2 separate regions of the Homo sapiens genome follow, and region 1 is linked to region 2. Evidence: chromatin loops called from intact Hi-C (ENCODE). Cell type or tissue: heart right ventricle. All regions are shown on one strand. Each heading gives the region's core, and the rest is flanking DNA. Links, peaks and the distances in the headings are about the cores only.

Region 1 (2,920 bases), core at 89-2,588, 110 kb before region 2:
AGAAGGTATTGGTAGACTTAAAGTGCACCCTGAATGATCATCTCTAATCAGTATTTCCCTGAAAAGAATTATTAGCTTATAGATTTCAGTCTAGTATTTATAAAATACTCATTCCAGTTGAGTATTTATAAAAACTAAAGCAAACTTAAAAAAAAATCCAATTGAATCTGCCTGAATCTTTAAAGTCTTACTTTCTGTATTTATATTCTTTAAACACTTAGGGCTCTTTGCTGTTGCTGTGCTTAACTCTTTTAATAAACTGATCAGTTTTGGTTATAAAAGAAGATTATCAAGTGAGAAAGCCTGCTAATGTCAGCCAGTTTGTATACCTAGGGCAAAAGCCTAGCTGTGTGGATTATGAAGTCATAGCCAAACCTCCATTAGTCACCTGACAGCTGTCTTCAGTAAACTACCTATGTGGAATTAAAACTCTCATGAGTGTGCTACTGTCATAATTAAGCTTAAACTCCATTATGACCATACCATCACAGAATCCTTCTCCATCCAATAAACTTCTCCCATACCCTTACACTCCATTTCCCCAACAAAAGAGAATAACCATTTCTGAGTGATATTGATTTTTTACATCGTGGGTAGTGAAGATAAATAGCCCTGGTGTACATTTGGTTTTGGCTATTTCTACACAGTACCTAAACAACTGGCTTGTTCTTTTAATTCAGTGAAAACCAAATATCAGACCTACTTTCATAGAATTTTATGTATCACATAAACAGTTTAATTTTTTACATTTTATTTTATTTTAAACTTTTCAGCTGGCTGCTTCTGTGTTAATGCAAAGATGCAAACTTTACTGGTCTTCATTTGTTCCAATTGAGTTACAGTCTGAGACTATCTGAATGACTCCAACAATCTGAATATTTTTTCAGTCAATTCAGTTATTTCTGTCATGAGGCCAGCCAGGCGCTAAGCTGTCTGATAACCATTCAGCTCCTTTCAGTCACTAGGCTGATGCCATTAAGATTGCCTTGGCTGTTTGAATGAAATATCACCATGCATTCTGAAGCATCCATTTGCAATATGATGATTAGGTGTCGGATATCATGGTTCTCTCCCTCAGTTTCTCCTTTTACACAATTATGGCATGAATCTCAGGGCTGTAGGGGCTTTTACAAATGAAATTACACAAAGCACTTGTCTTAGTGTATTTGGGATGCTGTAACAAAAATATCATAGACTGGGTAATTTACAAACAACATAAATTTATTGCTCACAGTTCTGGTAGCCGGGAAGTCCAAGAACAAGGCACCAGCAGATTCATTGTGTGGTGAGGACTCACCCTCTGCTGTGAACATGGTGCCTTCTAGCTGTAACCTTATATGGCAGAAAGAGCAAACAAGCTCACTGAAAGCTGTTTTTATAAGAGCATTAATTCCTTTCATGTGGGCAGCACTCTTATGACCTAATCATCTCCCAAAGCCTCCACCTCTTAATACCATCACGCTGGGGATTAGGACTCAACATATGAATTGTGGAAGTTGGGTGATGGGAGGGACACAAACATTCAACCCATAGAAGCACTTTATAAATTTAAAATGAAAAAAACACACTGTAAAAATTTCAAAGAGTCTTCCAATGTGTCTTTATCTATTTTGATGTTCTTGAAGGGGTGTCCCTTCTCCGTGGTGAGCACCTCCCCTGGTGTTCATAATCCCAGTCATTCTAACTTCTTTTGAGTCACTTGTCTATCTATTAGGTCCGCTCTTTCTTTGACTTTTGTTATCTCTTATCCCTTGGCTTCTTCCTCTTTGCCTGTAATTGTCCTCAAACTCCCATTCTGCCATCCTTCCCTCTCCTTTGCTTCCTCTGTTTGTCATTTCCTAGTTACACTCCAATACCTGGTTTCTGCAGCCATAGCCTTCTTAGATCTTATCAACATTCTAAGTGCCAAATACAAAGACACTTGCCAGGCTACAACTTGCATGATTTCATGTTAATATTTGACCAAGCTCCCCACTCCAACTTTCTCTTCCCTTAGCTTCTATAACTTACCCTTTGGTTTCTTTTATTGCCTCTCTGTCCCATCCCTCTCAGGCCCCTCTGCTTCTTTCTTGGCATTCAATGTGCATGTTCCCCATTTCTCATGCTTAAAAGTCCTCTCTTCTCATTCCTAATCTTTCTCACTCCATGCCTTGAAGTGACCCTGTATCATGAATGATTCCCAAATCAGTAGCTCCAATCTAAACTCTCTCTTGAGCAACAGGTTCATGTGTACACCTGGCTGCTACCCATTTTTAGATGCAGATTCAGAAAGCACAATGATTTCAAAATATACAGGGTCAAACCTACATCCCCACCTACCCTCCAAAATCAAGCTCTCCTACCTTACTCCCTCCTTTCAGTAGTGGCACCAAGATTCACCTTGTCACAAGGTTAGAAATATTGTAGATACAGGATGCCTTCCTCTTGCTTAAATCCTAAAGTCATATTGGCCACCAAGTCCAGTGACTTTTCCTCTCCGTTCCAACAGCTATCCCCTTGATTCAGGCTCTCACCATCTTGCTAGGCCCCAGTGTGAATTCCCTAACTGGATACCCTAACCCCAGGGCCTCTCCTCTCGGTCCCACCACAGTGAGTTAAATCTTGTCACTGCCCTGCTTAAAATTCTTCAGTGGCATCTCATGTCTTTTTTCAGGAGGTTATAAGCTATTTTTAGCAGTGTGACCTTTCTCTTCAAATATATTCTTTCATACAACTCTATTGTGTGAAGCAGAGGCACTCTGTGAGGCTCTGGATTTGGTGGATCTTAAGGGACCAGGATCCTCCCCAGCTCAGTCACTCTCTCTCTGCCAGATAGAGGCCCATGAGGCAGCTCCATAATGAAGGACTGATTGAAAATCATTGATGGTATAAAGTCCACATGATGTGAATTGATGTATCAGAGTATTGAGAGAGAATGACT
Region 2 (2,920 bases), core at 293-2,792:
CTCACTTTGACTTCCATTATGGAAGGTGTGTGGTACTGCAATCTACCACTAATATGTGCAACAAGGGAACTCTTCAAAAACAAGAACTGAATGCTGGACAGCCAAAAGTTAAATGACAAAATGTTTATCACACATGAATCAAGAATTTGTAGACGTGCGAAATTTTAATCAGGGAACTCTGAGGAACTGAGAAGGGTGAAAAGGAGATAAGCCTGAAGACTAAAGACATAATTTTAATCATAATTTCTCAAAAACAGCAAAGGGTAGGTTCTAGAAAGTGCCAGCTAATAAACTAAGGAGTATTGGTAGCAAAGAATAGGCTGAGTTGAGAAATCCAGGTTGAAAAGAGTCAAGATCAGGAAGGAAGTTGGTCAGACAATATTCTAAAAGAGCTTCTTAAACAGCTGATCTGTTACCAATGAAACATTGTGAAGCACAAGAGTCAATGCATTCAGTTATGGGCTTGTAATTCAAAAAGTTCTTAAAAGCTTGGAAACCTGGGCCAAAACATTCTGGAATAAATGGGACAAACGTAATGGGGCAAATGTGAAATTTTGCATGTGGGTTCGAAAATGCAATTGTTCTTACAGGAGATGGAATTTAGCCTTCGCTCAGAAATTTAATAGTATATGAGACTTGAAAGATCATATATTAATAGTTCAATTGCCTTATTTAACAGGGATATTAACTTGAAGCCCAGAAAACGGGACTTGCCCAAGGATTCACAGCCAAATAGTAGTAAAACCAGAATTAGCACTCAAGTTTGATGACTAACTTCCTTAAAATACTTTAAAATTACCCTAAAATGCCTTTAACCTGACATCCATCCCCAAGGAAATAATTTGAAGCTTACCAGCATGCATTTAATGGGTGCCAATGGTATTCTGCAGCTGCTAAAATATTACCACAAACTTAGCCCGCAATAAAAGAGGCAGAGTGTTCAGAGCTGGAAAAATGGTGCAGCATCTTCTACCCGAGTCAGCCAATCTTGGAGGATTACACTTGTTTCCCTCAATCATATTTAAGGAGGATTCTGGCCAACATAAACTCTAAAAGAGTGAATCCTTAAAGATGGATCCTGAGTGGCGAACTGGGCCTAAATGTAAAATACAACCAAGCAGCCATTTGCTGAAGAAAGGTCACACAGGTACTCAGCATCCCAGGAAAACCCACACACACATAACTTTGGGACTTTCAAAGTTGTCTTTTTCTGTTTATGCTGCCTGAATCAAACTATAGGCTGTGACCTGCATCCACCAATCAGAAGTCAATGAGCATCAATCAATCAGGACTAAGCAAGTGTGCATCCCTCATTTGCATAAGTGGGCCCATGTGGGAACTTTTTCTATAAAACATAACCCTCTCTTTGTTCTCTGGGAATGCATCTTTGTTTTGTACTGAAGTCTTTATCAAATTTTTGGTTTGCAAACTGCACAAAGAAATGAAGTCTCTCTTAACCCAATACTTCTTTCTCAGTAGTCTTGTTAACACTAACTAGGGGGGATCCAGAGGAGGGATGGTGAAGTTTCTGAAACATGACCACAGAAATGGTTGCAGAAAGAGTAGATAGAAAAAAAGCAGCTAAGGGAAGAGATAGTAGCCACCCTCTAATCTATCAGGCATTCTTATGAGAAGAAAGAGACGTTTACTAAGCTGCCCTGACAGCAGAACTAGGGTCATCAGGCACAAGTGATGGAGTAAAGATGTGCCACTACAAGGGAGCATGAGCCCCCTGTCGGTGAAGCCGCAAAAATACAATTTCATCTTCATCCATCAGTGAGGGATGCAGCGGCAAGTAATATAAAGTCCCTTTCAACTCCTAGCTTTTTGTGATTCTATTACTTTCCTAATTCAGACATTATTTTTTTCTACCAGATATTAAGGTCTTTGAAATTAAGCTCATTATAATGTCTCAGAAAGAAGTGACCCTGTCTTACACTCTCTGTGGTGCCCACAGTGCCTAGAACAATGGAAGATACACAGAAAGTGTTTAATCAATACTGGGCGGCTGATACAGCCTTTGATATTCTTTTCTATTCCTCCTCTTCCTCCTGCCACAATCGTTGATCCTGATCCACTAACTGCAGAGCAGCAAAGGGAAAATTGTCACACACACACATGCATGGTATTATAAGGGTATCTTCAAGGAAATAGAAAAAGGATTGAGAAATGGGTTTTAAAAATTTACATACTTGTGCAGGATAATACTTAAACACACACAGTTCTTGGGGAAAAAAGAGCTAATTCTGGCTTCATACCTTTATACACAAGATCACAAACAACAAATCCTGACATTGTGACTGTACTTATCTCTTTTCTCTGCCCCATATTTTTTTTCTATAGCTGTTCTCTTTTAATGTTGAGATGCATGCTATTACAATAAGATGAAAAGAAGTTCAGTTTGAAGGGCTGGGAAGAGAGTGGGTGAGGGCAGATTTATGGCAGAGCTTCTGGCTCAGATGTTGCCTCTAATTCAGACTCCATCTCTTGCTTGACTCCATGTCTGGGTAAGTGACTTCAACGCTAAGCCTCAGTTTCCTCAACTGAAAACCAGAAATAACATTGCTTATCTCAATAGGTTATAAGCAGAATTAACACGAAGTCTACAAAAATCATAGGCACTCATTAAAATTAGTTCCCTTGTAGCCAGGCACAGTGGCTCACGCCTGTAATCCCAGCACTTTGGGAGGCCAAGAGGGGTGGATCACCTGAGGTCAGGAGTTCAAGACTAACCTGGCCAAACTGGTGAAACCCCATCTCTACTATAAATACAAAAATTAGCCAGACATGGTGGTGGGTACCTGTAATCCCAGCTATTCTGGAGGCTGAGGCAGGAGAATCACTTGAACCTGGGAGGCGGAGGTTGCAGTGAGCCGAGATCAGGCCATTGCACTCCAGCCTGGATGACAAAAGTGAAACT

Evidence for each region. A loop is a pair of places that touch in the nucleus more often than their neighbours do. Peaks named below come from ENCODE experiments on the same cell type or tissue, not always from the same donor. Only the 100,000 strongest peaks of a DNase experiment are listed, where the experiment ranks them.
Region 1: it touches region 2 in a loop (2.0-fold over the local background); 4 of 110 quality-filtered maps call a loop at or near these places.

The regions. Positions count from the first base shown.
Region 1 is chr15:87,493,632-87,496,551 of GRCh38, forward strand. All of the region lies in intron 2 of LOC102724465 (a long non-coding RNA gene), which reads right to left. Among named protein-coding and RNA genes, the nearest start is that of LINC00052, 82 kb to the right of the region's middle. In heart right ventricle, for the core only: no CTCF peak of the experiment used is centred there; no DNase peak of the experiment used is centred there; H3K4me3 peaks cover 1,313 bases; H3K27ac peaks cover 2,500 bases.
Region 2 is chr15:87,603,336-87,606,255 of GRCh38, forward strand. All of the region lies in intron 1 of LOC102724465 (a long non-coding RNA gene), which reads right to left. Among named protein-coding and RNA genes, the nearest start is that of LINC00052, 28 kb to the left of the region's middle. In heart right ventricle, for the core only: a CTCF peak has its summit at 1,729; no DNase peak of the experiment used is centred there.